Regions from separate parts of the Homo sapiens genome. Here region 1 is linked to region 2. A link is a loop called in an ENCODE intact Hi-C map of the cell type or tissue named here. Cell type or tissue: GM12878. All regions are shown on one strand. Each heading gives the region's core, and the rest is flanking DNA. Links, peaks and the distances in the headings are about the cores only. Region 1 overlaps LOC107987026 (a long non-coding RNA gene). Region 2 holds the start of IFNE (interferon epsilon).

What was found. Peaks named below come from ENCODE experiments on the same cell type or tissue, not always from the same donor. Only the 100,000 strongest peaks of a DNase experiment are listed, where the experiment ranks them.
Region 1: it touches region 2 in a loop (2.2-fold over the local background); 6 of 110 quality-filtered maps call a loop at or near these places.

Annotation. Positions count from the first base shown.
Region 1 is chr9:21,701,396-21,717,834 of GRCh38, reverse strand. It overlaps LOC107987026 (a long non-coding RNA gene), which reads left to right. Exons shown (of 3, transcript XR_001746563.3): 2 at 14,698-14,918. Among named protein-coding and RNA genes, the nearest start is that of MTAP, 93 kb to the left of the region's middle. In GM12878, for the core only: a CTCF peak has its summit at 8,175 (motif pointing left); DNase peaks (open chromatin) are centred at 6,131 and 8,184.
Region 2 is chr9:21,473,962-21,490,400 of GRCh38, reverse strand. It overlaps IFNE (interferon epsilon), which reads left to right and starts at 8,088. Exons shown (of 1, transcript NM_176891.5): 1 at 8,088-9,562. The coding sequence starts at 8,707. The coding sequence ends at 9,333. MIR31HG (MIR31 host gene) reads left to right here. Exons shown (of 3, transcript NR_152879.1): 2 at 13,109-13,232. RefSeq lists an enhancer at 2,532-3,121. In GM12878, for the core only: no CTCF peak of the experiment used is centred there; a DNase peak (open chromatin) is centred at 8,603.

The sequences.
Region 1 (16,439 bases), core at 5,018-13,017, 230 kb before region 2:
ATGATTTCAGGTCTTACATTTAGGTCTTTAATCCATCTTGAGTTAATTTTTGTATATGGTGATTGATAGAGATCCAGTTTCATTTTTCTGCATGTGGCTATTCAATTATTGCAGCACCATTGACTGAATAGGTGTCCTTTCCCTGATGCGTGTTTTTGTCTGCTTTGCTGACGATCAGCTGATTGTAAATATTTGGCTTTATTTCTGGGTTCTTTATTCTGTTCCATTGGTCTATGTGTCTACTTTTACACCAGTACTATGCTGTTTTGGTTATTATGGCTTTGTAGTATCATTTGAAGTCAGGTAATGTGATGCCCCCAGATTTGTTCTTTTTGCTTAGGATTGTTTTGGCTATTAGGGCTCTTTCACGGTTCCATATGAATTTTAGAATTTGTTTTTCTAATTCTGTGAAAAATTACAATGGTATTTGGATAGGAATTGCATTGAATCTATAGATTGCTTTGGGCAGTATAGTTATTTTCACAATACTGATTCTTCCAATCCATGAGCATGGGATGTTTTTCCATTTGTTTGTGTCATCTACAATTTCTTTCATCTTGTGGCAATCATTCATCTCCTTGGTTAAATATATTCCTAGGTATTTTGCAACATCCTTGAATTCCTAGAATGAAACCCACTTAATCATGATGAGTTATTTTATTGATGTGCTGTTAGATTTGGTTTGATGGCATTTTGTTGAGGATTTTTGCATCTATGTTCATCAGAGATATTGGTCTGTAGCTTTCTTTTTTTATTGTGTCATTTCCTGGCATTGGTATCCAGGTGATTCTGGCTTTTAGAATGAGTTAGGGAGGATGCCCTCCTTCTAAACCTTTTGGAATAGTTTCAGTAGGACTGGTGTCAGTTCTTTCTTGAAAGTCTGGTAGAAATTGGCTGTGAATCCATCTGGTCCATGGCTTTTTTGTTTGTTGTTGGAATATTTTTTATTACTGATTCAATGTCACCACCCATTATTGGTCTGTTCAGGATTTCTATTTCTTCCTGATTCAAACTTGGTGGGGTGTACTGGGCCATTCTTGCATTGGTGTAAAGAAATACCTAAGACTGGGTAATTTATATGAAAAGAGGTTAATTGGCTTATGGTTCTGTAGGCTGTACAGGAGGCATTGACTGCATCTGCTTCTGGGGAGGCCCCAGGGAACTTTTACCCATGGCAGAAGACAAAGAGGGAACAGGCACTTCACAGGGCCAAAGCAGAAGCAAGAGAGCAAGGGGGGCAGTGCCTTACACTTTTAAATGAACAGATCTTGTGAGAACTCACTAACCATTGTGAGGGCAGTACTCTCTCCTTGCTCTCTTGCTCCTGCTTTTGCCATGTGAAGTGCTTGCTCCCACTTTGCTTTCTGCCATGAGTAAAAGCTTCCTGTGGCCTCCCAAGAAGCATGTGCTACCATGCTTCCTGTATAGCCTGCAGAACCATAAACCAATTAAACCTCTTTTCTTATAAATTACTAATCTCAGATATTTCTTTATAGCGAAAAAAAAAATGGCCTAATACAGAAAATTGGTACTAAGGAGTAGAACATTGCTATAAAGATACCCGAAAGTGTGGAAGTGACTTTGGAACTGGGTAATGGGTAGAGGCTGGAATAGTTTGGAGGGCTCAGAAGAAGACAGGAAGATGAGAGAAAGTTTGCAACTTCTTAGAGACTGGTTAAATGGTTGTGATCAAAATGCTGATAATGATATGGACAGTGAAGGCCAGGCTGACCAGGTCTCAGATGGAAATGAGAAACTTATTGGGAACTGGTGCAAAGGTCATGCATGTTATGCCTTAGGAAAGAGCTTGTCTGGCTTGTGTCCATGCCCTAGGGATACGTGGAAGTTTTAATTTGAGAGTGATGACCTAGGGTATCTGGCAGGAGAAATTTCTAAGCGATAAAGTGTTCAAGAAGTGACACGGCTGTTTCTAACAATCTATTCCTATGTGCAGGAGAAAAGAAATGACCTCAAGTTGAAACTTACATTTTAAAGGGAAACAGCATAAAAGTTTGAAAAATTTTCAGCCTAAACATGTTACAGAGAAAAAAACATTTTCTTTTGGGAGAGGAATTCAAGCAGGCTGTGGAGGAACCACTTGCTAGAGAGATTTGCATAACTGAAAATAAGGCAAGTGCTGATAGATAAGATAATGAGAAAAATATCTCAAAGGCATTTCAGAGATCTAAGAAACAGTTCATTGCATCACAGGCCCAGAGGCTTAAGAGGGAAGAATGGCTTCATGGGCCAATCCCAGGGCCCCACTGCCCTGCACAGTGTTGGGACACTGCTCCCTGCATTTCTGCTGTTCCTGTTCCAGTCATGGTTCAAAGGGGCTCAGATACAGCTCAAGCTGCTGTTTCAGAAAGTGCAAGCTATAATTCTTGGCAGCTTCCACGTGGTGTTAAGCCTACAACTGTGCAGAATGCAAGAGTTGAGGCTTGGGAGCCTCCACCTAGATTTCAGAAAATGTATGGAAAAGCCACGGTGTCTAGGCCGAAGCCTGCTGCAGGGATGGAACCCGTATGGAGAAACTCTGTTAAGGCAGTGCAGTGGGGAAAGGTGAGGTTAGAGCCCCTTCCCAGAGTCCGCACTAGGGCACAGCCTAGCAGAGCTGTGAGAAGAGGGCCACTGTCCTCCAAACCCCAGAATAGTAGATCCACCAAGAGCTTGCACTCTGTGCCTGGAAAAGTTCCAGGCACTTAACACAAGCCCATGAGAGCAGTTGTGGGGACTGAATCATGTAATGCTACAGAGGCAGAGCTGCCCAATGCTTTGAGAGCCCACCCCTTGCAGAAGTGTGCCCTGGATGTGGAACATGAAGTAAAAGGAGATTATTTTGGAGTTTAAGATTTAATGACTTCCCTTCTGGGTTTCAGACTTGCTAGGGCCTATAGCCCCTTTCTTTTGGCCAATGTCTTCCTTTTGGAGTTGGAATGTTTACCCAATGCTCGTACCCCCACTGTATCTTGGAAGTAATTAACTTGTTTTATATTTTACAGGCTCACAGGTGGAAAGGAATTGCCTTGTCTCAGATCAGACTTCAGACTTTGGGCTTTTGAGTAAATGCTGGAATGAGTTAAGACTTTGGGGGATTATTGGGGAGGCATGATTGTATTTTGAAATGTGAGAAGGACATGAGGTTTGGGAGGTATCAGGGGCAGAATGATATAGTTTGGATGCATGTCCCCACCAAAATCTCTATTGAAATATAATCCCCAATGTTGGAGATGAAGCCTGGTAGGAGATGATTGAATCAAGGGGGTGGAGTTCTGGTGAATGGTTTAGTACGATCCCTTTGATACTGTCCTCACGTTAAAACAACCAGGTCTCACATGAGTGAATTTTCATGAGACCTGATTGTTTAAAAATATGTGGTACTTCCCCCTCACTTTCTTGCTCATGTTTTGGCCATGTGAAGTGCCTACTCCACCTTTGCCTTTCTTCATGATCGTAGGTTTCCTGAGGCCTCCCAGAAGCAAGCAGATGCCATCATGCTTCCTGTGGAACCTGCAGAACTGTGAACCAATTAAACTGCCTTTCTTTATAAATTATCCAGTCTCAAGGTTTTTAGTTAGATTTTTGGAGATGGAGTCTCGTTCTGTCACCCAGGCTGGAGTGCAATGGCATGATCTTGGCTCACTGCAACCTCTACTTCCTGGGTTCAAGCGATTCTCATGCCTCAGCTTCCCTAGTAGCTGGGATTACAGGCATGCACCACCACACCCGGCTAATTTTTGTATTTTTAGCAGAGATAGGGTTTTGCCATGTTGCCCAGGCTAGGCTTGAACTCCTGGCCTCAAATGATCCACCCACTTTGGCCTCCCAAAGTGCTGGGATTATAGGCATGAGCCACCAAGTCTGGCTCAACTATTTCTTTATATCAATGATAGAACAGACTAACAAAGCAGATTACATTTTTTTTTATTATTATACTTTAAGTTTTAGGGTACATGTGCACAATGTGCAGGTTAGTTACATATGTATACATGTGACATGCTGGTGCGCCGCACCCACTAACTCGTCATCTAGCATTAGGTATCTCTCCCAATGCTATCCCTCCCCCCTCCCCCCTTTGCTTCTCTTACTTCTAATAGTTTGTTTTGTAACCAATAGATTGAAACTGCCACAATTAATAACAATACATGAATACCAGCTGCCATTATGGGCTGTGTCATTTCTGGCAAGAGAGCTTTAATTTTACCTTTTTCTTCCTACTTATGGAAACATAGCAGAGTGCAACTGAATAAAAGTAAGGTTACTCTGATTTATTAAAAATATGTAAATTTTTATTGTTAGTGATCTAACCTAATTAAAGCTTAGCCTCTCAGTGGTTCTTTCTCTGCAAAGAATCACATTCAGAGAAACATCAGTCTGGGATTCAAAATGATTGGGAAGCAATTTATTCTTTAGTTCATTTATCTTGAAATGCTAAAAAGACCCTGCATTCATAATGCACAGGAAATATCATTAAAATAAATCCTTGTTCCTCATCTCTATTTTAGTTTTTCCAAAATATCCCCAGATGCCTCCAACTATCTCTCTTTTCATATTTCCCTCAACAACTCTCACAAGCCCACTCTAATTAAATTTTTATCCCTCTCCCTTCTGCTTTCTGGCTTAGCTCTTTAGACTGTAGATCAGTTTTGCTTGTCTTCCTTCTAGTAATTTTTAAGTCTCCTCTTTACCTGCATTCTGTAAAACAAACGGGCAGGGATTCAAAGTACTGATTCAGGAAGCAAGAAGCCTTTCTCTTTAGAAGTAGGGGCAGAGGGGGAGAGAGGAAACAGTTTTACAAATCTTATAGCTTAATATTTTTCACTCTTGTCATATTAACGATTTGTCATGTACCTTGCAAGTGATCTTGACACATTGCTTGAGAACTTATGCTATACTCCTCCACCATGTAAATCTTCTACAACTCTAAGGCAGTATGAGAAAACCTGATGTAAGTAGTTTTATATTTCCAGCCAGGTAGTTTCCAATACTCTTAAGGGGAGTCAGTAGTTTCCTAATCTACCAACTTGCTCCCCACCCTAAAAAATCTGATGACAGTTTTGAAATTGTGCCTAATTTTAGTTTACTTTGAGCTAAAGATATGCCCTACAAACGTTTTATTTTGTTAAAAAGGGTTATGACTCAATTTTTAAAGTAAATTTTTAGTCAGTCAGCAGAAAGTGTGATCCTTTTAGTTTAGGGGAGGCATTCTATGCCACTGTAACATTAGCAGCACTTGGTCCCTAGATTGGGATAGTAGTATTAATTTTGAAGCTAGCAATTATCCTTTTAATAAGTGGGATTGTTAGTCATATGTTACTGGTAATTTAGCTCAATTATAAAAATGATGCATAGTTTAACATACGAATACATAAGCCAGAAGTTATTATTCAAAGATGTCAGAATTTCATAGAATTAATCAATCTATATAGCATTCAGTTTAATCAGAGATCATGTACCTCAATTTGAAAATTATAAAGATTATCTAACAGATTCAAGAGAGATTAACCAAAAATTTTTGACTATTTTAAAACCTCAATTCAGTCTAAACACTATTCTAGTTTGAGCTTTTGTTATGAAAGTATGTTGGCCACGAAATTTGTTTTACAGACTTCTTATACAAAGCCTATTTTTAAATGCTTGGGGCCAAGTGAATTGAGCACATTTCCAATAATTCTGGGGCTACAGATCCTCTGACATTCTGACTGCTCAATCTAGATTAAAAACTATTGCTTAACAATTATACTTTTCCAAAATAATTTCAATTTTGGAATCATAGGTAAGGTTTGTACAAGTATTTGGATTCTAAAATAGATTTTCATTCATTCAAGCAAGGAAAACACCATGTAAACTTTTTATTTGGAACTCTGATTAGATTCAAATTTTGGAATCATCATTTTTGAAAAGTACAATTGTGTGTTGACAGTTATTGTGTCTACATTCAGAGGAGAATCTCTTGGTTACATTGGCAGTTTTGATCTGGTTTTAATCAAGATTTCCTGGATGTAATTCCCATAAGAAGAGATGAATGTGTACATTCATTTGACTTAGTAGCTGAGTCTTCTAAGAGACATTCACAGGGAGATGAGTGTGAAACAAGAGCACTCTTGCAGACAAAGGCAGCCATGCAGAACCTTCCCCAGGCTATTGTGACAGTGCGCCTTTGAGTCAGACTTTTAACCCTCCCACGTCAGGTTTGTCTCTCCTGCTTCTGTTAGGAGAGCAGTCATAATCCCCACCACAGGAAGGAGATTATCATAAAGCAAACCCTGTTGAAGCATACATGGAGCTACTGGAAAACATTTTTAAGCAGAGGAAATGGCAAAAATTGAGGTCCCAAGTGCTTGTGATGTGTGTGTATGTGTCAAGTTGGCTAGGTCACACAGCACCCAGGTATTTTATCAAACATTATTCTAGATTTTTCTGTAATGGTTTTTTAGATGATATTTACATTTAAATTAGTAGAATTTGAGTAAAGCAAATTACCGTTCATTATGTGGGTGAAACTCATTCAATCAGGTTAGGGCCTTAGTAGAAAAAGACTGAACTCCTCAGAATAAAAGGGAACTCTGCCAGCAGCCTGCCTTTGCACTCAAACTGCAACTCTTCCCTGGATCTCCAGCCTGTTGGTCTACCCTTGCAGATTTTGGATTTACCAAGCCTCCACAACTGTGTGAGCCAATTCCTTAAAGTAAGTCTTTCTTCTTATATGTATGAAGATATGTGTACTAACAGGATGTGGTACAGATCCTGTTGGTTCAGACACACACATGCCTACACACACATGAACACACACACATAGATATCCCCCCCCCACACACGCAAGCACACACATCCTGTTGGTTCTGCTTCTCTGGAGAACTCTGAGTAATACAATGCCTAATGGGCTGTGATGAGCAAGTGAAAGGGTAAAAAAATCTAAGTTACAATAATGAAAGAAACATACACTTAATATATCACAGCAAAATAAACAGATAAGCCAGAATAGAGGTTCTCAAGCCTGACTGCTGCCCAGGGGAGCATTAAAAATATCCTGAGGCATACGCCCTACCCCCACCACTAAGATTCTAACTTATTAGATCTGGGTGGGACCCAGGCATCAGAATATTTAAAGAGCTCCTCAGCTCCCCAAGTAATGCTAATCTGTAGCCTCATGCTATCAATCTTGCAGTAGAAGAATGGCCATACCTTAAGGCTGTTCATAAAGGAATGCTCCTCCGGCCTACGAAGAAATATCTGTAAAAAAAAGTAACTAATTGAAGGAACTTAAAATGAGAAAAATACAGATTATTTTGTATTTTTGTAAGGCAAACTCAATGCTCCATGAGAATACCATTAATTTATTCATTTACTCATTTAAAGTTATTTATTAAGTAGATATGTGCTTAAACTCTAGGCTAGAGTCTGAATGACAAGAAATTCAGTAAAACTGGGTATCTGGCTTTTAGGGGCTCAAAGTTTATTGGTGTAGACAGATACTTAAACAACTACAATAGAATAAATGAAATTCTTCTTTTAAGCAAACATTTATTGAACACTTAGGTGCTAGAGCCATATATGTATGATTTAAAAAAAATCCCCACAATAACTCTCTAAAGTAAATATTATCCCACAGTTAGTAGAAGGTAGACTTAAGATCTACCCAGGCAATCCAGCTCTGGAATCTGTGCTCTTAATCAATGCATAGTATATAATTATGTATAGTATAATCTAGGATTATATAATCCCAAAATTATGAAATTCTTAAGAAAGTTCAGCAGAAGAAGCCATTAGTGTACTTCACAAAGAACACACGATTAACTTTTAGAATGGTAACCTTATTCATTCCTATGATCTTAGGACACTAAGCAAGTTATTTGGGAAATCACAAAAAGTGCTGTGATACTTTGAGCATTGCTGTGCTAAACTGCAAAAAAAATTCTGGGAAACTCTGATTTTGTTGTGTAAGGGTCGTTTTCTGAGCATAGTATGAAATCTTATGGATTATATAATAGTAAAGTAGAAAAACATTTTGGAAAGGACTTCATCTAAATTTCTCATTTTGATATGAGGAGACTGATGCCTAAAGTGGTTAAGTGCAATCATTAAGACTACTCAACAAGTTAGCCGCAGAGCCAAAACAAGAACTCAAGGCTCAGTCTTGGTTTTAAAACTCATGTTCACATAGTGTACCCTCTAGTGGCCACTTTGTGCATGACGACTTAACCTCCCTTATCAAAGTTGAGTGTATCAAGGGTAGGAGTTGACCCACTGGTTCAATCCGACTCTGATTTTTGAAAATTTGGAATTGAGACCAATTGAGAGAAGGCTTTTTTTTTTTTCTTGTTGGTAGAAGGCTGTATTTGTAAAGCATAAGCTCTGAAGCCACAGGCTCCGTATTTTCCACACAAGGAAAGAAGATTTAGAGTGATACTAACTGCAATAGAAGATAAATCTTCAAATCTTAATAGCTTAACGGAATAGGTAGAACTTAACAGATAGCACTTTACTTCTCAGTAACATCAAGTCCATGGTGGAGGAGGGAGGTGTTGATGATAGGGCAGGGGGCATGCAGTTATTCAGGGACCAAGCTCCTTTTATCCTGTGGCTCCTAACCTCCTCCAAGGCTTTAGTTTTCATCATTCTGCCGGTAGATTAGGAGAGATAGAAAGTACAGAATTTCATGGGAGCTTATAGGTCAGAATTTGAAGTGGAAGCCAGAAGTGAGCTACGTGGTTACATCTAATGGCCCATGTGGTCTAGTTACATCCCCAGAAGAAAAAAAAGGAATTTGCTGAACAACCAGCCAATGCCTGCCACGTGGAAGAAACCAGTTGATAGACAGCAAGAGGAATGAACAGATGGACTGAGAGGAAGAGAGGTAAAATGGTGAGAAAATCTCGATGGCTTTCTAGGCTCTGGTGTCAGCCCCTTCCTGAGGCCCCACTGCATCCCTGCAGCTGGATTCTGTAAGACATTTAGGACATTCTGTATCCTTCTAATTCCCCTATTCTGCTTAAACTAGCTGATGCTGGTTTCTGTAGTTTACAACGAAGACAGTCCTAAGAAATACTCACATTCAGGAAGATTGTAACAGCTTGGAAGATACATATGTCTTCAAAATCACCCACAGTGTCTATAGAAATGTACTGTGAGTTTCATTTACTTGTATCTACTTCCGTAATGACATTGGCAGCCTGGAGATTAGTATTTACAATTGTGCTAAACCCCTTCATACAGATGCTGCAGCTTAAGTCAGCATAAAAAAAAGCAAACCAAGACAGTATGAGCAAGCTGCGCCAGAAAGAGTTGGTTATTAAATCACACACATTGATTTATAGCTTCAGTTTGCCTTTACCTAAATGTCTAGTTATTTAACAGCTGTTATGAATCAGCCAGATAGAGGATTAAGAAGGACTGGGGGTTAGGGGAGAAGTCGATGAAAAAATGCTTTAATCTTATGCTACAATAGAGGAACAAGTTGAGTCAGGTATCATGCAGTAATTTGGGTTCTCTGATGCTTCTTAAAGGGGAGTATTGTTCAGCTGGAACGTGAAACAGTGTAACATAGACCAGTAGGCTATGTACATGTTAACCACATCTGTGAGTGAGGTAAGTAATACTGGGTCCCAGGTAGGAAGCAATGTATCAATAAATATTGGAAGTAGCTGGCTCTGTCAAAATGTTCCCACTCTCATTGGCTGTAAATAGATAATTGACTTCAGAAGTTTGTTTGGGAACATTAAAATTTAACAAGAAGTAATATAAGTTAAGACATAGGTGACCAAATAGAAATCAAGGCAGAATTCGGTTAGGGTGGTTCCTTAGCTGATTATGTTTAATCTCCACACCAAAGTCTTGGATAATAATCAGGAAGGATTTACCAAGTGGAAGTATCTCTTTGTAAAAATTTCTTTTACACGAGAATTCATAAAGGCAAAAAAGGACTTGCTGAGAATATCTGAACCTCCATCTATTCTCAGATGAGGTCAGGGTAATGTTTACTCTTTGTATGCGTTCTGCACACTAAGAAGAGCATAAGCTGGCTGCTGAGGTGACACTCCACTCCTCGCCTCTAAAGATGATGCTAGGGCCAGATGCGGTGGCTCACATCTGTAATCTCAGCACTTTGGGATGCCAAGGTGGGTAGATCAGCTGAGGTCAGGAGTTCGAGACTAGCCTGGCCAACATGGTGAAACCCCATCTCTACGAAAAATACAAAAATTAATTGGGTGTGGTGGTGTGCCCCAAAATCCCAGCTACTTGGGAGGCTGAGGCAGGAGAATCACTTGAACCCAGGAGGCGGAGGTTGCAGTTAGTGGAGATCGTGCCACTGCATTCCAGCCTGGGCAACAGAGTGAGACTGTCTCAAAAAAAAAAAAAAAAAGAAAAAAAGAAAAAAAAAAAAGAAGCTAGGATGATGCCACTCCTTGCCTCTGGGGAAAAGATGCTATGCTGGTCCAGCAAGGATCCTCTTTGTGTCCTGACTTGCTTTCTCCTTACTTTATTTGGTCCGTGCTCAGACATTTTTCTTGCTGAAATCTTGGCTAAAATATTAAACTTGCACAAAGTATAACATCTTCATTGTTCCTTACTTGACACCTCCAAAAATTTTGCTTCCTTTTGAAATGTTTTACAAATTCCCACCTAGCGCTCTTACCTGAACTTTCTGTGCTGTAAACTATGTTGTCTTTGGAGGCCGCCTTTTCTCTGTAGACCAGTACCCTCCTGTGCATATTGTGAAGGAGGAGACTTTTAAAGACCACTCCTCTCCTTCAACACACACACTGGCTTTGTGTTGTATTTGAAAGCCAACACATGGCTGCTTTCTTGTACAGACTCATATACCTTGCCTTAAAGTTAAAAACCTCCTCGCCATGTCTAGCCCCTCTCAACAACAGAAGCCTGTGGTTGCCATTTAATTATTTTATGCCGAACATTGAGCAGGACTCAGTTTTAGAAAAGCTGATTTAAAAGAGAAATACCACCTCCACCACAGACATTATCACCACCACCTATATCCACTATACTTTGTAAGTCTCTTTACAACTACCTCAAAAAGCTATTTGCTAAAATGTTCCTGTACGGATTCTCCCAATGAAAACAAGACCTGAGAAGTTAGTAATTGTGTGGTTTGTCCAGAAGCACACAGCTTCTGGTGGGCAGCTCTTCTCATGCTGAGATCCACTGCTCTTCCTTCCAGCTAAACATATTCCTCCACATCTAGACACAGAAGGAGAGGAGCAATTCCAGTCTAAGGGGCACCTTGAGGTCCTAAGTCTGTGATTGAAAAAGTACATAGTAGCAAAAATTATATGAACTACAGCTGTACCTGTAACTAGTTCGCTCTCTAGGCATAGGGCCTTTGTACAGGCTATTCTAGCAAGACGCAAATATCTGAGCACAGAGTAAGGCAAAAGCTAGTCAGGACACAGGCTTTTGTATAGGAATGCTTTTCTACTCCTTTCCATTCCACCTGGTTAACTCTTTCTTCAAATTTCAGCATATTCAATTCCTTTTTTGACCTCCTGACTTGTCCGACAGGGCAATTATATCCTTTCATAGCTCCATGTAACTCTCCTCTGTAGCACTATGATTCTTGTAATTATTTGTGATATTCTTTTTGATTACTGTGTATCTCTCTCAATAGACTGTCTGCCCCATGAGGGTAGGGACTCTGATTTTACTCACTGGAACCCCCCATTATAGCACTGTGCTAGGGATAAAGTAGGAGCTCAGTAAGTATTTGTTAAATAAATGCATAAATAATGCTTTTGACATGTAACACAAGGCTATCACTAAGTTACAGATTCAGAAAGCAAAAATATCATAGAGAGAAGCATTCATCAAATCATACCTGCTAAAGATTTTCGCAGTGTGAATAAAAAGGAAAAGAGTGCAAACAAAAGATATTTCTCACTTGGTTGTTATTTAGGCGAAATGTTATCCCAGGTAAAGGAAGGGCAGAAGTTGGGGTGAGCTGAGGATGACTTTCCAAGGCAACCCCAGCAGCAGGCAGTCCTGCTGAAGCCAACCGGATACACAGGCTTCACTGAGTCTCCAGCATCTACGAAGCCTATTATAAAGCTTGTGTTAGGCACCAAGAGGTCTCTTAACTTCCAAAAGAATCTGTATTTTTGTTAGAGATAGCCGGCCATTTTATTTTATTTTATTTTTTTACTTTTTATTTTTTCTCTTTTTTTTTATTTAATGAATTCTTTTTTTTATTATTATACTTTAAGTTTTAGGGTACATGTACACAATGTACAGGTTTGTTACATATGTATACATGTGCCATGCTGGTGCGCTGCACCCACTAACTCGTCATCTAGCATTAGGTATATCTCCCAATGCTATCCTTCCCCCCTCCCCCCACCCCACAAAAGTCCCCAGAGTGTGATGTTCCCCTTCCTGTGTCCATGTGTTCTCATTGTTCAATTCCCACCTATGAGTGAGAACATGCGGTGTTTGTTTTTTTGTCCTTGCGATAGTTTACTGAGAATGATGATTTCCAATTTCATCCATGTCCCTACAAAGGACATGAACTCATCATTTTTTATGGCTGCATAGTATTCCATGGTGTATATGTGCCACATTTTCTTAATCCAGTCTATCATTGTTGGACATTTGGGTTGGTTCCAAGTCTTTGCTATTGTGAATAATGCCGCAATAAACATACGTGTGCATGTGTCTTTACAGCAGCATGATTTATAGTCCTTTGGGTATATACCCAGTAATGGGATGGCTGGGTCAAATGGTATTTCTAGTTCTAGATCCCTGAGGAATCGCCACACTGACTTCCACAATGGTTGAACTAGTTTACAGTCCCACCAACAGTGTAAAAGTGTTCCTATTTCTCCACATCCTCTCCAGCACCTGTTGTTTCCTGACATTTTTTAATGATTGCCATTCTACCTGGTGTGAGATGGTATCTCATTGTGGTTTTGATTTGCATTTCTCTGATGGAGCTGGCCATTTTATACTATTTGTGCCCCTAAAAAGTGATTTGGAAATTGGATTTCAAAGACAGTTAAACTAAATTCTAAATACACTAGGGAAGTGCTTCTTGACTTGGGATTCATGGAGCAAACTTCATACTCCAGGAGTTCATAAGACTATACTCAAAATGTGGTTTATGTGCAAATATAAGTGTTATTTTCTGGAAAGAAAATTTCAGAGCTTTTAATTAGATCGCAAAGGGATTTATAATTTCAAAAAGGTTAAGAATCATTAGTAGGAGAACATATTGGAAATGCTATAGCAGATTCCTCTGTAAAGCAAAGACTAATTTATCTATATTACATATAATTGTTTATTGTTAGTCTATTGTTTTAGACAAAGCCATTAGACTCATTTCTATCTAGAGTAATATGGGCATATTCATGGCTCCGTGGAACTTGCATATGCAGGGAAATGAAATTAATCAAGTATTATTCACAGGAAATTTTTAAAAATTACATTTATGCTTATAAGGAAATATTCATTATTGTTATTACTATTATTTCTTAGACCAAAACTGACTCAAAACTGAAAACTATAAGCTAACCACTAAGTTATGTTTTATATTGAATATTTTTATATCTAATACATGAAAGCAATTTTGACTGATTAAAAAAATCAAATTGAACAGTTATCTTGTGTGATGACCTTATAATATTTTTATGAGTATGAACTTAAGATCATTGAAAGAAGTGGAAAATTTTAATAAACTATTTTATCATTGTTTTTATCTGGAGCTAAAAATGTTGATTTATCCCAAATCAAAGATTTTTAACAGCGTTCCTGGGATAAGTGAGGAACATAGCCCATCTTCGTAGATTAGCAATGTTTATTACATGTTAAATAAAAATATTTTTATATTCAAACACATACCAATGTATTGATGAAAAAAATTTGCATTATTTTTTAATACAAGCCACAAGACCAAGCAATTTAAATATTGCAGTGGGTAATTTCTGTTTTATCCTCTTCACCCCAGAACACTGAAGACTCTTTGGATACAACATTGGTTGTTAGTAGCACTCTAAACATAATATTTTTTAAAAAGGTAAATCATTTGTCTCATGACCTAGAATGAAACTAGTACAATAATTACAAATAATTTTGTTTGTCTACATACAGAATTTTAGATTGGTGCTGTTTTACGAACAATACTGCACTTTTATGGTTATTTTGTGCAATTTTATAGTAATAGATATTTCTAGGTTCTCTGGTTTTCTTATACATGTTGATTTCTTGTTCTACAAACTACGTATTTGCAAAAATGGAGTAGAGATTTTAATTTGTAATCCACATTCTCATGAATTAATACCTATCCCCTTCTATTTTTCCCAAAGCTAATCAGAAAAGTTATTTTCTCTCTCTACAATACCTAACCTTTAGATACTTTTCTTTCATTCCACATGCAACCATTTAATCGATCAATAGCAATAAGAATGACAATGGCTATCGTTTGTAGAATATTTATTATATTCTAGGTACTGTGCTAAACTCTTCTGTATACGTGATTTTAAAAAATCCTCACACGTATCTTTTATGGTGGAAATACTTTTACTTCACAAATGAGGAGACTGAGGCAATAAACATGAGTAACTTTCCTGAAATAACACAGCTATGTCTAAGAAATTGGATCTAAAACTCAGCTATGATTCCAAACTCTTAACTATTACCTTGTAATCCTATCAATTTTTTAAATCTTTAATGTCTCACTTTTTTTTGTAGAAATCAGTCTGCATTGTGCTTTTACACATAATCTTCTTGTTATGACACCTGAGGAGCAAGAAGTGGAGAATTCTTAAGCAAGGAGGTGGTCTTTGTTCTGCATTTGGAAGGAGCTAAGCTTACTGCAGGTGTAATGAAGGCAAGTGGATGTCGGAAAGCGGTACAAACTTGTGTAAAAGTACGGAAGGAAAAGTGACAACTTGGTGTGCCTGGAGTGAAAGGTATGTGGTATGATATGCAGGAGATGAATGTGGTGCCAAGAAATTTAGAGGGCTAATCTATAACAGGGCTTGGTTGCCATGCTGAGGAATTTTGGAGTCTTAGTGATATGAGGGAGCCTTTGGAACCTACTAAGGGGGCAACTTGAGCAGGGTTTTTTTTTTTTGTTTGGTTGGTTTTTTTTTTTTTTTTTTTTAGGAAGATCATTCTGGCAGTGTTTCAGACAGTAAAGGGGACTGCCTGGTGTGTGGATGACAAGTTAGATGGTTTTTGCAAGAGCCACGGTGAGAAATGATCGGGAGCAATGAAATAAATGGCAGAGGGAATAGGACACTGGGGACAAAATTAGAGGGAAATCCTGAAGGGATCATTGGCATAACCTGGTAGCTAGTAGCCTCAGGAGTTTGAGGGAGAAGGAAGAATTGAGGATGTCCTGAATATTTGAATGAAAGTAATAACGTTTCCACAATCATTCTGTCATAAGTATGGACACAACTGTTGGCTTCCATTAAATTTAATGTGATTTCATTATTTGAAACCGATGGCCTCATTTAATTTAACATGCTATCATGCTAACATGTAAAAAAATTATGTATTCTGCAATTTTCAGTTATCATAAAGTCACAAAAAATTTCTGATGAAATTTTTCTGTCAAAAATAGCCAAATGAAGTATTTTAAAACAAATTTATTTGTTATAAAGTATAACAATATACCTAGAAGACATTATGATTGTGTAATAATATACCTAGAAGACAATTTACAGTAGAATCCAAATGGTGTTTATTGTGTGATCCACTGCGTAGTGGTTAAATGTGAGATCATTTGAGGGAAAAGATTGACTCTAGATTTTGGGGAATTTTTTATTGAAAGCAATTTATTAAAATAAGAAGTGATAACATTTGGATTCATTTAACATCCAACTGGACTGTAATCTAGTATACCATCCAGAATATGCCATGCTTTACTCAAGTTTCAGCTCTAGCTTGTACCAAAATTGAGACAAAAGGGTCAAATAGAAAGTGACCCAAATTCAACACAATTGTCAACTTATTAAATGAGTGAGCATGTATGAAACAAATTTGTCAAACAATGTTAATTCTTATCTAGAAGGACTGGAGAAAAGAAGAGAAATATGGGCCTGAAATGTGGCAGAAAGTAATAGTTCTCTGACTGCATCTGGCAAGTTTTTCTAAAAGCTGATACATTAAGAAAATGAAAAGTAAAGGCCAGACTGGGAAAAAACGTTTGAAATGCAAAGGATTTTTATCCAGAGCATATAAAACTGTTTTGAATGAATAATAAAAAGATAAAAACCCTAATTTTAAAAGAATAGGCAAAAGACTTGAATATTATAAAATAGAGGATGCATGCATGACCAATAAGCACATGAAAAGATAAATCCAAATGAAAGCCACAGTGATACCATTTCATACCAGCTAAAATGGTGAAAATTAAAGAGCCACCATGACAGTGAACAAAACAACATGGAGCAACTGGATCTTTCATACATTACTGCTGAAAG
Region 2 (16,439 bases), core at 5,425-13,424:
CTAGGGGGCAAGAACCCCCAACCGCTTATTTCCATGCCCCAACCTCTTATCTCTGCGCCCCAACCTCTTATCTCTGCACCCCAATCGCTTATTTCCATGCCCCAACCTCTTATCTCTGCGCCCCAATCCCTTATTTCTGTGCCCCAACCCTTTCTCTGCTTTTCTGGAGGGCAAGAAACCCCCACCCCTTCTCCGTGTCTCTACTCTTTTCTCTGGGCTTGCCTCCTTCACTATGGGCAAGCTTCCACCTTCCATTCCTCCTTCTTCTCCCTTAGCCTGTATTCTTAAGAACTTAAAACCTCTTCAATCCTCACCTGACCTAAAACCTAAATGCCTTATTTTCTTCTGCAATGCCGCTTGACCCCAATACAAACTCGACAGTAGTTCCAAATAGCCAGAAAATGGCACTTTGAATTTTTCCATCCTGCAATATCTAAATAATTCTTGTCGTAAAATAGGCAAACGGTCTGAGGTGCCTGACATCCAGGCATTCTTTTACACATCAGTCCCTTCCTAGTCTCTGCGCCCAGTGCAACTCGTCCCAAATCTTCCTTCTTTCCCTCCCGCCTGTCCCCTCAGTCCCAACCCCAAGCGTCGCTGAGTCTTTCTAATCTTCCTTTTCTACAGACCCATCTGACCTCTCCCCTCCTCGCCAGGCCGAGCTAGGTCCCAATTCTTCCTCAGCCTCCGTTCCTCCACCCTATAATCTTTTTATCGCCTCCCCTCCTCACACCTGGTCGGGCTTACAGTTTCGTTCCGTGACTAGCCCTCCCCCACCTGCCCAGCAATTTACTCTTAAAAAGGTGGCTGGAGCCAAAGGCATAATCAAGGTTAATGCTCCTTTTTCTTTATCCCAAATCAGATAGCGTTTAGGCTCTTTTTCATCAAATATAAAAACCCAGCCCAGTTCATGGCTCGTTCGGCAGCAACCCTGAGATGCTTTACAGCCCTAGACCCTAAAAGGTCAAAAGGCCATCTTATTCTCAATATACATTTTATTACCCAATCTGCTCCCAACATTAAATAAAACTCCAAAAATTAAATTCCGGCCCTCAAATCCCACAACAGGATTTAATTAACCTTGCCTTCAAGGTGTACAATAATAGAAAAAAGTTTCAACTCCTTGCCTCCACTGTGAGACAAACCCCAGCCACATCTCCAGCACACAAGAACTTCCAAACGCCTGAACCGCAGCGGCCAGGCATTCCTCCAGAACCTCCTCCCCCAGGAGTTTGCTGCAAGTGCCAGAAATGTGGCCACCAGGCCAAGGAATGCCTGCAGCCCAAGATTCCTCCTAAGCCGTGTCCCATCTGTGCGGGACCCCACTGGCAATCGGACTGTCCAACTCACCTGGCAGCCACTCCCAGAGTCCCTGGAACTCTGGCCCAAGGCTCTCTGACTGCTTCCCAGATCTTCTTGGCTTAGCGGCTGAAGACTGACGCTGCCCGATCGCCTCGGAAGCCCCCTAGACCATCACGGACGCCAAGCTTCGGGTAACTCTCACAGTGGAAGGTAAGTCTGTCCCCTTCTTAATCAATACGGAGGCTACCCACTCCATATTACCTTCTTTTCAAGGGCCTGTTTCCCTTGCCCCCATAACTGTTGTGGGTATTGACGGCCAGGCTTCTAAACCTCTTAAAACTCCCCAACTCTGGTGCCAACTTAGACAATACTCTTTTAAGCACTCCTTTTTAGTTATCCCCACCTGCCCAGTTCCCTTATTAGGCTGAGACATTTTAACCAAATTATCTGCTTCCCTGACTATTCCTGGACCATAGCCGCATCTCATTGATGCCCTTCTTCCCAATCCAAAGCCTCTTTTGCGTCCTCCTCTTGTATTCCCCCATCTTAACCCACAAGTATAAGATACCTCTACTCCCTCCTTGGCGACCGATCATGCACCCCTTACCATCTCATTAAAACCTAATCACCCTTACCTGGCTCAATGCCAATATCCCATCCCACAGCATGCTTTGAAAGGATTAAAGCCTGTTAACACTTGCCTTCACTTAGACTGACCCTGACACCCATTAGGCTCAGCAAATTACCTGGGCTATACTGCCGCAAGGCTTCACAGACAGCCCCCATTACTTCAGTCAAGCCCAAATTTCATCCTCATCTGTTAGTCATACTCCTATTCACCGTTCTCAACTACTCATACATGCCCTGCTCTTGTTTACACTGCTGGTTTACACTGTTTCTCCAAGCCATCGCAGCTGATATCTCCTGGTGCTATCCCCAAACTGCCACTCTAAACTCTTGAAGTAAATAAATAATCTTTGCTGGCAGGACTATGCTGAATCTCCTTAGGCACTCTCTAATTAGATGTCCTAGGTCCTCCCAATTCTTAGTCCTTTTATACCTGTTTTTCTCCTTCTCTTATTCCATTTAGTTTGTCACTTCATCCAAGACCGTATCCAGGCCAACCAATCATTCTATATGACAGATGTTTCTTCTAACATCCCCACAATATCACCCCTTACCACAAGACCTCCCTTCAGCTTAATCTCTCCCACTCTAGGTTCCCACGCCGCCCCAATCCCGCTTGAAGCAGCCCTGAGAAACATCGCCCATTCTCTGTCCATATCACCCGCCAGAAATTTTTGCCGCCCCAACACTTCACTATTTTGTTTTATTTTTCTTATTAATATAAGAAGGCAGGAATGTCAGGCCTCTGAGCCCAAGCCAAGCCATTGCATCCCCTGTGACTTGCACGTATACGCCCAGATGGCCTGAAGTAACTGAAGAATCACAAAAGAAGTGAACATGCCCTGCCCCACCTTAACTGATGACATTCCACCACAAAAGAAGTGTAAATGGCCAGTCCTTGCCTTAAGTGATGACATTACCTTGTGAAAGTCCTTTTCCTGGCTCATCCTGGCTCGAAAAGCACCCCCACTGAGCACCTTGCGAACCCCCACTCCTGCCCACCAGAGAACAAACCCCCTTTGAGTGTAATTTTCCTTTACCTACCCAAATCCTATAAAACGGCCCCACCCTTATCTCCCTTCCCTGACTCTTTTCGGACTCAGCCCGCCTGCACCCAGGTGAAATAAAGAGCCATGTTGCTCAAAAAAAAAAAAAAAAAAAAAAAACAATTAGTGATTCAGGAGGGACTCATAAATTATGATGGGCATTGGCAATAGTTGTACATGGAGGCTGGAAAATATTTCTCAATATTAATCAATTTATTTTACTCTTAAATCTTAATTTATGTTGGTCTAGACATATGCTGGAAGTGTGATACATTTTTTTTTACATTGTTATCCATATGAACCTTGTAAGATAGAATTGCATGTAATTTTACTTTTATAAACATTTTTAATGCTTAATACGTTTTTAATTAAAAGGTTAAGTATATGCTTTATTTAAATACTGTCAGTTTAAATTTGATATTAATTATACCACACATGTTGTCTTTTAATTTTGATAGATAACATTGTATAAAATATTTCATGTTTTTTGAAAATATAAAATATGTAATATTTTTAACATTTACTTTAGATTACATTTTTTGTGAAAACATTTTCAAAATTTCTAGACTTTGAATACAATTATATTTTGTTTTTAATCTTTTAGATCAGGGTTCAGCAAACCTTTCTGTAAAAGACCAGAGAGTAAATATTTCAGGTTTTGTAGACCATATAGTTCCTATCACAACTATTCAGCCTTGCTATTGTAGCATGAAAGTGCCATAACAAATGAGCATCATTGTGTTCTAGTAAAACTTTATTTACAAAAGTAGGTGGTAGGCCAGATGCAGTGGCTCACGCCTGTAATTCCAGCACTTTGGGAGGCCAAGGCGGGCAGATCACGAGGTCAGGAGATCGAGACCATCCTGGCTAAAACAGTGAAACCCCATCTCTACTAAAAATATAAAAAAATTAGCTGGGTGTGGTGGTGGGCGCCTGTAGTCCCAGCTACTTGGGAGGCTGAGGCAGGAGAATGGCGTGAACCTGGGAGGCGGAGCTTGCGGTTAGCCGAGATCAAGCCACTGCACGCCAGCCTGGGCGACAAAGCAAAACTCCATCTCAAAAAAAAAAAAAAAAAAAAAAAAAAAGAAGAAGCAGGAGGTGGTAGGACAGATTTGGTCCATAGGCTATAGTTTGCCAACTCCCACTTTAGATTATTTATAATGAGAGAACCTCCACTTCTAGTCATGAGGGACAACTAGATTTATCATCTCACTTTGAACAACTAGAATACTGAGTAAAATATACGAAAAATAGTTTTTAGACATTGGATAACAGACAGCGTAAGATAATGATCCTTGAGAGAAAGGAAAGAAATACAGTAAGCCCTACAATTGCTCCAGCTTAATGCTGGATAGAAAATTGGCAGGCTGCAGCACAAAGAGGAGGAAACTCCAACAGACCAGTGTTCTCAATGAGTTGATATGTCATAGTTTGGAGTTCAGGGAGGCAGAAAAATATTGGAGAAGATATTGCTGCACAGAGGGAAATTGGGGAAGAATGAATGAGAGCTACGAAGATCTGTAAAAATGTCTTCAGGAGTCTTTAGCTAATGTGTGGTTTGTGTATGTGCGTAAAGGAGTTACCCGATTAGGAAAAGAACACCCAGAAAGGAGCAGGCAGTACAGGCTGTCCCCAGTGCTAACACAGGGCTGGGGATATTTCATGTTTCCAGCAGCCAGAGGGCAAAAATCTCCAAATTCAGAGAGCATTAAGTAGAGTCCTCAAAAGACTATATTCTTGGTTACAAAGGCATTGCCCTAAATTATAAAGTCTGCTTCACTCATGCTAACAAAGCCAATGTCAGAGGAATCCAATTCCAAGTAACTCAACTATACCCTAAAACAAAGTTCAACTGTACGTAAAGGACTTAACAAATCCAACTCCCATTAAAGTAAAATTTACAATGCTCAGAATCCACTCAAAAGTTACCAAACATGCAAAAGACATAGGAAAATAGGACCCATAAAGAGTAGAAATATAATTGACAAGACCAGACTCAGAAATGACACAAATGATAGAATTATCAGAAAAGGAGATTAAACACCTACTATAAATGTACTCCATATGCTCAAGAATGTAGAGGAAAAGATGAATGTGATGAGGAAAGAAATGTAGATATGAAAAAGAAACAAATTCAACTTCTACAAATGAAAGTATAATATCTGAAGTGATAAATATACTGGATGGGATTAACTGTAGATAAGATACTACCAAAGGAAATACCAATAAGCTTGAAGGCAGACTTAGAAACTATTAGAAATAAGACAGAGGAAAAGACTAAAAAGTAAATGAGCAAAGCTTCAGGGAACTGTGTGATAATATTAAACAGTCAAACACATCTAGAGATGTAGTCCCAGAAGAGATTAGGAAGGAGGGAATGGTAATAGAAAAATGTTAAAAGAAATAAAGTCTGAAACTTTTTCAAATTTGATGAAAATGATAAAATCATGGATTCACAAAGCTCAAAAAAAACCTTGTAAAAGAGACAAGAAGAAAATCACACCAAAGCACATTATTATCAAATTTCTAGAAAATAGTGATAGTAAATCTTAAAAGCTGCCAGAGAAAAAGAAGAAACATTATGCACAGAGGAATAAAATTAAGAATGACCACAGTCTTCTCTTCAGAAATTATGCAAGCCAGAATAGAGTAGAGCAACATCTTTACAGTTCTTAAAGAAAAAATATATCAACTTAGAATTCTATACCCAGCAAAAATATATTTCAAAAAGAAGACACAATACTTTTTCAGACAGACAAAAGCCAAGAGAGTTTATTTCCAGGGGACGTGTAATATAAGAAATATTAGTGAAAGTAGTGTAAAGAATGAGAGAGAGGAAATATAAGGATACTGTTATAATATCCCTACACTGTACCTTAAGTGGATTGTAATATTATTTGAAGGTAAACTGTAATATGTTAAATAAAGATGTATATTTTTAATCCTAGAGAAACTGCTATGAAAACAAAAAGTAAAACAAAGTGGTATTACTAACAAGCCAATAATGGAGATAAAATGGGCAATAGAAAACAACAACAAAAATTCAATCCAAAAGAAGGAAGGAAAAGCTTAAAAGTGAGAAAAAGAACATATGGGCAGTTAGAAAACAAACAATAAAGTGGTAGATATAAACTGAGCCATACTGACAATTACATTAAATTTAATGACCTAAACACTCTAATAAAGCAAAGATTGTCAGACAGAATAAAATACAAGGTCCAACTATACGCTCTGTACAAGAAACTCACTTTAATATAATAACATGAATAAGTTAAATTAAAAGATGCAATAAAAGACATATTATGCTAACACTAATTAAAAAAACAGAAATGATTATCAGAGAAAGTTGATTTAGGAGTAAGGAATAATGCAAAGGATACAGAGGAACATTTTAAAATAAAGGGGTCAATTCATCAAGACGACATAATAATCCTAAATATGATGCACCTAATACTAAAGTTCTAAAATATATAAGGCAAAAACTGATAGAACTGAAATGGGAGATAGGCAAATCTAAAATTATACTAGGGATTTCAGCTCTTCTGTCTTGATAGTTGATAGAACAAATAGACCATCAGAAAGGATACAGAAAATTTCAAACACTTTCAATCAGCTTAACCTATTTGACATTTATAAAACAGTCCAACCAACAAAAGTAGAACATTATTATTTCAAGTTCACAAGGAACTGTCACCAAGATAAACCATATTCTAAGCCATAAAATAAGTCTCAATAAATTTAAACTACATTCTTTAACCACAACAGATTCAAATATGAAATCAGTAACAGAAAGGCATCTGGAAAATCCCTGATCATTTGGAAATTAAACAACATTTAGATCATTTTTGTCAATTGAATGAAAATGATGAGAAAGCCTTATAGATCAGAGCTCGTTGTTATTAGATGGAGTAACTTCTGATATTCTTAATTTATTTTTATATTGTTTTCCCGAAGCTCAGCATTAAATATTTAAAGATTTTTTGAGACTAGTCAAAATTCTACTTTCCAGATAGATTGAGCATAATGTTATGAAACAAGTGTTATTCCTTTCGTATATTATATATTATCATATGTCTTTTCTCTCTCTTTCTCTTTCTCTCTCTCTCTCTCTCTCTCTCTCTCTCTCAGATAGGGAGGGAAAAGACCCTCTGTGGAGCATGCTGACTGAGTTTATTTCAACTTATTAATACTAGACTAAGTGACCAAACATACAGCTGAGCTGGTATATAATGAGACCATACATGTTTACAGAGTGCCTGTTTTTGACATTTAGGGATTCACCCAGCTGCCTGCAGAGAAATGATTAAAGATAAGACTCAACATCTTGTATTACTTTGTGTAGAACATATTAATTTATTCCAAGTCAACACATATTTATTAAGCAACTACTATAGTTGTATAGACAGCAAAGAAATCAGTAATCAGTGTTTATTTCACACTCTGAAGAGACTTTTAATCATGTAAGTACATAGTCAAGTATAAGACAGAACAAGAAAGGTGTCTTAAATAAGGTAGGTACAAAGTGTTGTGGGGATCCAGAAGATTATGGCTCCTTGGGGGAGATCTGGGCCTTAAAGGACAAGTAGTCTTTAGTCCTTGCACAGAAAGGTTCTTGAGGTAAAGGAGGCAACAGTTGATGTTTCAGAGAAAGCATCATCAATAAACACACACACACACAAGTGCTAGCTGTATTAAGGGAATACTAAATCACTTACTTTATCTGGAGTTCAGATTCCTTCACACTATATTTAGAGCAACAGTGGGATAAGATTGGAAAGGTATATTGGGGGCTTATTCAAGAGGAACTTAGAATATGGAACTGGGTATTTGTAATTCAAAGGACATTGTTAATGTAGAGATGTTCACATTAGTTTACCAGAGCTATCACTATTCTAGGGAATATACGCTAACCAAATGCCCCCAATCTCTCTTCACATATAATTTTGTCATCTATAATGGATATATATCATTTAATTATATGGCTGTACCAACATATATGTAATCATTCACCTGTCGTTGAACCTATAGGTTGTTTCTAATATTCTGCTTTGCAATAATATTATAACACTCTTCTTTTGCTAATTTTTTTGCATTGCTTCTATAGGCTAGAATCTTAGATATTAAACTGATAGGATAAGATATAAAATAATTTAAGATTGCTGATATATGTTTTAAAATTAATTATTTGCTCAAGCATTTGTGACAATTTACAGTTCTAATTGAGGTTTTAAATTTAGTAGTTTGTAGGTATTTTAAGTTTTGCCCCTGAATTCTTTATAGGTGCTGATAAGCCTTTGGTAAGTTTTACTCCATGAAAGACTATTACTGAAAAAAACGTAATCTCAATAAAAGAACTTTAATAAGCTTGACTAAATATTTAGAAAGCACATTGTGTTCAGTGAAACTTTGTATATAATGAATAGAATAATAAAAGATTATGTTGGATGACTAGTCTGTAATTGCCTCAAGGAAAGCATACAATGAATAAGTTATTTTGGTACTTCCTCAAAATAGCCAACACAATAGGGAAATGGAGAAAATGTACTCTGAACACCATGAAAAGGGAACCTGAAAATCTAATGTGTAAACTTGGAGAAATGACATTAGAAAACGAAAGCAACAAAAGAGAACACTCTCCAAAATAATCTGAGATGCATGAAAGGCAAACATTCACTAGAGCTGGAATTTCCCTAAGTCTATGCAGGGATAAGTAGCATATTTGACCTTCACCATGATTATCAAGCACTTCTTTGGAACTGTGTTGGTGCTGCTGGCCTCTACCACTATCTTCTCTCTAGATTTGAAACTGATTATCTTCCAGCAAAGACAAGTGAATCAAGAAAGTTTAAAACTCTTGAATAAGTTGCAAACCTTGTCAATTCAGCAGTGTCTACCACACAGGAAAAACTTTCTGCTTCCTCAGAAGTCTTTGAGTCCTCAGCAGTACCAAAAAGGACACACTCTGGCCATTCTCCATGAGATGCTTCAGCAGATCTTCAGCCTCTTCAGGGCAAATATTTCTCTGGATGGTTGGGAGGAAAACCACACGGAGAAATTCCTCATTCAACTTCATCAACAGCTAGAATACCTAGAAGCACTCATGGGACTGGAAGCAGAGAAGCTAAGTGGTACTTTGGGTAGTGATAACCTTAGATTACAAGTTAAAATGTACTTCCGAAGGATCCATGATTACCTGGAAAACCAGGACTACAGCACCTGTGCCTGGGCCATTGTCCAAGTAGAAATCAGCCGATGTCTGTTCTTTGTGTTCAGTCTCACAGAAAAACTGAGCAAACAAGGAAGACCCTTGAACGACATGAAGCAAGAGCTTACTACAGAGTTTAGAAGCCCGAGGTAGGTGGAGGGACTAGAGGACTTCTCCAGACATGATTCTTCATAGAGTGGTAATACAATTTATAGTACAATCACATTGCTTTGATTTTGTGTATATATATATTTATCTGTGTTTTAAGATTGTGCATATTGACCACAATTGTTTTTATTTTGTAATGTGGCTTTATATATTCTATCCATTTTAAATTGTTTGTATGTCAAAATAAATTCATTAATATGGTTGATTCTTCAAATGGGTGTATTTTCATACAGGCTGGCTGGGTAGATACAATAAAATATGCCACTAATGTAAAAATACTTTCCTTAACATAGAACTCCATTGCAATGATTTGCTTATTTGCCAGAAATTGCTAGAGACAATGAGAAATATTGGGAATAATTTGCATTTTAAGATTTGAAAATATTATTACACAGTGAATATTTACATTACAGGAGACACAATAGAAATATGGTGAAAGGACATGAACAGTTTGCAGAGAAAAAAAACTACATTAAAAGAGGTTCAATCTCACTCATGATAATAGAAATACAAATTAAATAGCATGCATGCCATTTATAGTACAACCACTATGGAGGCAATTAGGTGATATCTATTACAGATGCATGTAGCCTTTCATCTATAAATTCTAGGCCTGGAAATGTGTCCTATAAAAATACTTGCCCACAGCTGGGCGTGGTGGCTCAGGCCTGTAATCCTAGCACTTTGGGAGGCTGAGGAGGGTGGATCACAAGGTCAGGAGTTCGAGACCAGCCTGGCCAATATGGTGAAACCCTGTCTCTACTAAAAATACAAAAATTAGCCGGGCATGGTGGCGGGCACCTGTAGTCCCAGCTACTCGGAAGGCTGAGGCAAGAGAATCACCTGAACCTGGGAGGTGGAGGTTGCAGTGAGCCGAGATCATGCCACTGCACTCCAGCCTGGGCAACAGAGTGAGACTCTATCTCAAAACAAAACAAAACAACAACAACCACAACAACAAAAACTTGCCCACGTGTGAAATAACTTACAAACAATATTATTCTCTGCAGCACTATTAGTAATACCAAAAGTCAAGAAACCATCTCGATTTTCCTAATTAGAGACAGTTGAGGCATATTCATATAAAGGAACACTATTCAGCTGGAGAAACAAATGAGACGGTATTTCTTTTTAAAAAGTTGAAAATAGGCAAGATACAGAGCAGTGTACATAAAATGCTACATTTGGGGTGAAAATGTTAAATAAAACTTACGTTTGTCCTTACTGTGTATAAATAAAGAATAAGAAATAAATTACAATGATTACCTGTATTTAGGAGAAGAAGGAAGACTGAAGAAGGAGATTAGGGTGGGAGAGATTTTATAGCTCCTCTAAAAATTTTTATATTAAATTGTGTGAATATTACATATTAAGATAATAATTTAAAATGTATCTAACGAGTCACAGTTATCAGAAATATGCATGAGGGAGTCTGGCTGGTGAAGGTCAAAAGGAACAGGAGACTGAATTAGCCTGCCCCTGGTTGGGATGTCTGCTTGGAGGAGGGCTGGAGAGAAGCACACCCGTGCCAAGGGAGAGGGTTCCTGCTCCTGGGAGATGCCAGTGATGGAGGGATTCCAGCTCTTCTAGCCAGGAACTCTCAGAAGTCACCACGGAACAACGTGGGGGCAGAGAAACTAAAGTTGAGGCTTGGTGGCTATCCCACTTTCGTCCACTGTAAGGGAGCAGAGCCACAGCCCAAAACTCTGATGCTAGTTCTACTACCATGTGTCATGTTCTACGTCAGATGCATTGCATAATTGGAGGTAAAAGTTAGTAGTAAATGTAAAAACTTAGGAACGAAGCATACTCCAGTTCAGTTTAATTAATGCAAATGAGTAATGGCTGCTACTTTAGACTTGGTTTGAAAGGGAAGAGTAGGAACCGAATAGGATCCTGAAAGTGAGACAGTCACCTGCAATAGTGAAGAAGGGTAAGGAAGCAGAGGCTGTCAATCAGAAGCAAGTCTTTGCTGACTTCACATTGCAGCCAGGGGTTGATCTGTTTACCTTCAAATTCACACAAAGGTAGTGAAGTGGAGGAAGGAGAAATACCACAAGGAACTGCAAATATAAGTTACTTTTCTTCTCATGGTCTAGAAAATTTTTTGTTGTTCTTTAAACCAGGAAGTTTTTGGAACCAAATCCTTCATTTAACACATTATCCAATTTTCAAATTGACCTTACCAAGTGCCTTCTGTAATTATTTTTTTCTCAAGTGAGAACAAGACTGTAAAGGTGAAATAACATGCTCAAAGTAATGTAGCAAGCCACAGAGCTTGCAGATACCAGAGCAAAGATCTTATCCCAAGTCAGCCTGACTCAAAAGCCTGCACTGTGTTGTTGACAACTCAAACCTGAATAGCATTGTGAAATATCACTGCAAAATAATAATAACAATAATAATAATTTTCTCCTAGCTTTCTTTATTCAAGTTTACAATGGTCTCTGAAGTCTTGAATTAAAGAAAAGATATTTTCCTTTCTCTTGACATTGCTTCCTTAAGAACTGAGAACAGAATGGAGGAACTGTCAAATGGAAACGTTTAGAAAATAATACTCATATTTAGAAGTTTAAACTAATACTTTATATACTAATGTTTTCCCAAACATTTAGGTTTATTAAGTTGATATCCTGTTGTATAACCACCTCAATGCCTAGCACAAAATAAAAAATTGTTACTTCTAAATATGTGTGCCCTTTTAAAACTCCAAAACCAGAGTTCTAAACTTGGGAATATTGGGAAGGAGAGACGTATTAAAAGATTGGACTCCTGGCTTAGTAGCACATGGAAAGGCTTGGAGTATGGGTAGGTTCATTTGTATTTGCAGGCTGAGTTATATTTTTGTTACATCTATATGTATTGAGCTAAACAAATCATTAAATCCAAAAGCAGGTTACAAAATAATAACAGCATCATCATATTTTCTACAAATAAAACATTCATGAAAAGTATATGAAAAGAAATGCATGAAAATGTTCATAGTACTACTGTCTTTGGGATAGAATTTACATTCACTTAAACTTTTTGGATTAAATATTTCTCCCATGAATAAGGATTCCTTTTAGAACCAGGAAAAAAAAATTATTATATTTTTGAAATTTAAAAAAAGAACAGGCTGGGTGCAGTAGCTCATGCCTGTAATCCCAGCACTTCGGGAGGCCAAGGCAGGCAGATTGCTTGAGCCCAGGAGTGTGAGATCAGCCTAAGCAACATGGTGAGATCCCATCTCTACTTTAAAAATTAAAAACAACTCTTGTAAAGGGCACCTGCTGTAAGTTAAGTCCCACCTCTAACATGAATCAGAATCACCTGGAGGATTTGTTAAAACCCTGATTGCATGGTCCCATCCCACTGTTTCTGATTCAATAGGTCTGTGGTATGGCCTGAGTAATTCCATTTCTAACAGTTCTCACATGATGCTGTTGCTGCTGGTCTTGTGACTACACGTAGTAAGCCGTACCCCTACTTCTTGATAGCCTTGGTAAGTTTTTAAGAGATGAAGGCATAGTTTTTTTAAGGCTACTGATCTCATATTTCTTATGACATCTGGAGAAAAGTTAGCACCCTAGATAGGAGTTAGTTGATGAAGATATATTTTTTTTCTATCACTGCCTTTTCACAGCAGCAAATCAGACATTTTCCTTATTAAAGAAGCTGTATGTAGCAACTGTCATATCCTAGGTGCACCCCATGACAATATCTGCCTTTTAAGGAAAATGGACTAAAGCAAGTTTTGTTTTGTTTTGTTTTCTCTAAGGTTTCTGGTCCTCATACCGTGTGGTTGAGTGAAATCAAAACTTCCACGATAGCAATGCTGATTGGACAAAGAATGTGTTGTGGACACAAAACCAAACTCTGGAGGACAGAGGATTCATTCCAAGGTGAAAAATGGCAAACTTATCCAGTGATCTCCTCTATAGAGAAGTATAAATGTTTGGTAAATAGAGTTGGGGGCCATTTGTGGAATTGCCTTTGGCTAAAGTCATTTAGCCCAAGTTTTCTACTCCTCCCTAGGGTCTGCTTGTATTCAATGACTGGTCTACGTGGGGGTGTGAAGTCCCCTTACTCCACCTGTGAAGAGTCTTCCCAGTTTCAGACCACCCTCCCAGCCTCCTGTTATTGGCTAAGGCCATTTTGTGACTACACTGCAGGTTAGCTTTCCCCTTTGCCTAATCGTCCTGCCTTTTCTTCTCACAAATGTGATTCCATAGCTCTCTCCAATAAACTTGCATAAGAATCCTCATCTCAGAATTTGTTGTCTGAGCTTCAATTTAGGGCCACAGAAAACCTAAGCTCATAAGCTGTTTCTTTTGCTAGCTACATATTCTTTCCCTTATATGTGTTAATAACATTTCTGTTATTCATGATTCACTTAAAATTTTTCCCTTCACGGAGAGCCTTTATAGTCTGATTTGTCTGAACCTATTTGCTACTTGCCCATAGCACAAATCTTACCATGTCACTGACCTCATTGTACTGTAATGGGTTACTTCTCTTTCTTCCAACTAGAGTATTACCTACTTTGTAGTAAGGACATGGCTTCTTAACTCTTTAGCACATTATTCAACATTTAACAGGGACACTCTAAATATTGAATGAATGCAGACTTTTTAAAATATAGCATTAAAGGAAAGAAGGGAGATACCAGTACCATATTGTCATGGCCAATTAGACATATGAGGAGACTGTCTAGAAATGAAGCCTTTCTTGTTTGTGTGGTGTGCTAAGAAGTTAAGTTCTGATGTTTGTTTTTGAGACTCTCCATTATTCCTGGATGGACCATTTAGATATGCTACTTCTTAGAGTGAAAAATGAAGTATTTATCTTTTTCCAGTGAAATGGTGGGTTTTACACTTATATAGCAAGGGCACAATAAAATAAGAACATAATGTGTAGGGCAGAAGTCCAGATGGGAGCCTCTCTTCTAACTAATGGTTCTGATCATCTTAGACAATGCTTTCCTGAACTTTTTTTTTTTTTTTTTTTTTTTTTTTTTTGAGACGGAGTTTCACTCTTGTTGCCCAGGCTGGAGTGCAATGGCATGATCATGGCTTACTGCAACCTCCGCCTCCTGGGTTCAAGCGAATTTCCTGCGTCAGCCTCCAGTGTAGCTGGGATTACAGGTGCCTGTCACCACTCCCAGCTAATTTTTGTATTTTTAGTAGAGACAGGGTTTCACCATGTTAGCCAGGATGGTCGTGAACTCCTGACCTCAGGTGATCCACACACCTTAGCCTCCCAAAGTGCTGAGATTACAGGTGTGAGCCACCGTGCCGGGCCGACCCCACTCTTATGATGTGTCTTTCCTCCCAGTCAGCCGGGGTTGATGGTTGGTTATATCTTCAACTGCCAGGTAATACAGAAACCATTAGCACCATCTTGAGCAGTTCTAAAAGGATCTGTTTTTTGCTCAGCTTTTTAAAAAAACTTAAATTATGAAAATATTAGAACAGTACATGCCAATGGCATAAATGGCTCAATTTTACAATTTTATAAAATATAACACTCTTCCCATTATTCTAGTCAAAAGGCCACTCATTTGTTGTCCAAAATAGGTGGCCACTAGCTATTAATAAAGATTTGGTGGCAATTTTCTTCATTTCTTTGGATTTTATACATGAAGCATTATGAGTAGGCAGAAGATAGCCAGCATGTAGTAAGTGTTTAGAGGTAAGTAGCTAGGGTTACGTAGTAAGTATGCAGGAAGGGACCATAACACAATAACAGTCCTATGAATTTTGCCTTCAATGCAAAAAGAATCCAGTTTCTTAGAGGTGTGAAAAGCTGTTCAGTCAATTTAGGTAGAGATGTTTATCTCTTGGAAAGGATGAAGTGAGGTTTAAATAGAACAAAGGACAGGATTCCGTTGACTAATAAATCATGTAACTTTAGTCTACATAAGAGAGGTAAGCATACATTGTTTTAGTGAAATTTATTCCAAGTTATGTTTCAATATAAGCCTTACACAAAATAAAATATAGATCCTTGGAGAAAATTTAATTACTCTAAGTAATTAACTCTAAGATGAACAATGCAGTTACCAATCTGTATGAAAACATTTGGGATCAAAGTGAATTTATTTTGAAAGCACTGAGAATTGAATTCTTAGCTGGTGTATTATTCAGTGTATCAGATCTTTTTAAAAAAGTAATAGTTCCTAATCCACTCTCATTACTTTAGACGGAGGAATGAGTATCCGAGAAAGAGGCTAGATGAAATTGGAAAGAAATAAGCATATTTCCAGACTCAATGGTGGGATTTGAGGAGACATACTTTGAAGGACCCATTTGTGCCTAGTAGAGGGGGAAAAGAAAGATAATACACTCTGTGGATGGGATAGAGATCAGGAGCAGAAATAACTAAAATAATAAAAATGTACCTGAAATGCCTCTGGCTAAGTGGGTTCTTATTATGGGTTCAAATTAGAGAGGCAAAGAGAGGATTCTGTACATTTCAGCATTTATGTTGCAGCAGTCTGCAGGAATTGTAATTGAAGACACAAGATTAAGAGTCTCATCAAGAAGGGATTTTAGAGACTTCACTAGTAGGTTCATGCTGTAATTTCTAGCACAAAGTTTCCTTGGAGCACTTGGGACTGTCTGAGGGGTTGAACATAAACAAAATAAAACAAAACCAAACAAACAAAAAACACGTACGGTGTGGTGGGGAGGGAGGGAAGGTGGGTTACTGGGCAGTGGGAGCCATAGGGCTTAGGGTTTCAGGGCATGTATGTTGGGGAGGGTGGGAGAAGGTGGCTGAAAAAACAAAACACAACATGTGATGTTGAACACACACACACACACACACACAGAGTAGAGTGCAAAGTTTGAGATAAAAGATTTTTTTTCCCTAAATCATCTCTTTTAGATTGCCATGTACTGTCTTCTGCTACTAATAATGCCTGACATATTAAAAATCAAACAAAAAAAATAAAAAACACTAAATGACCTTCTCGTGCTCAACACTCAGGTAAATAGCTATGAAGGTTGAGCCAAGGGGTAACCTTAGTGTTACACCCATGGCTTTGTCAAAGTTGGCCTTCTACTGCTAAGCAGAGTTATTGTGACTGGACCAGGTGTGGATATAAC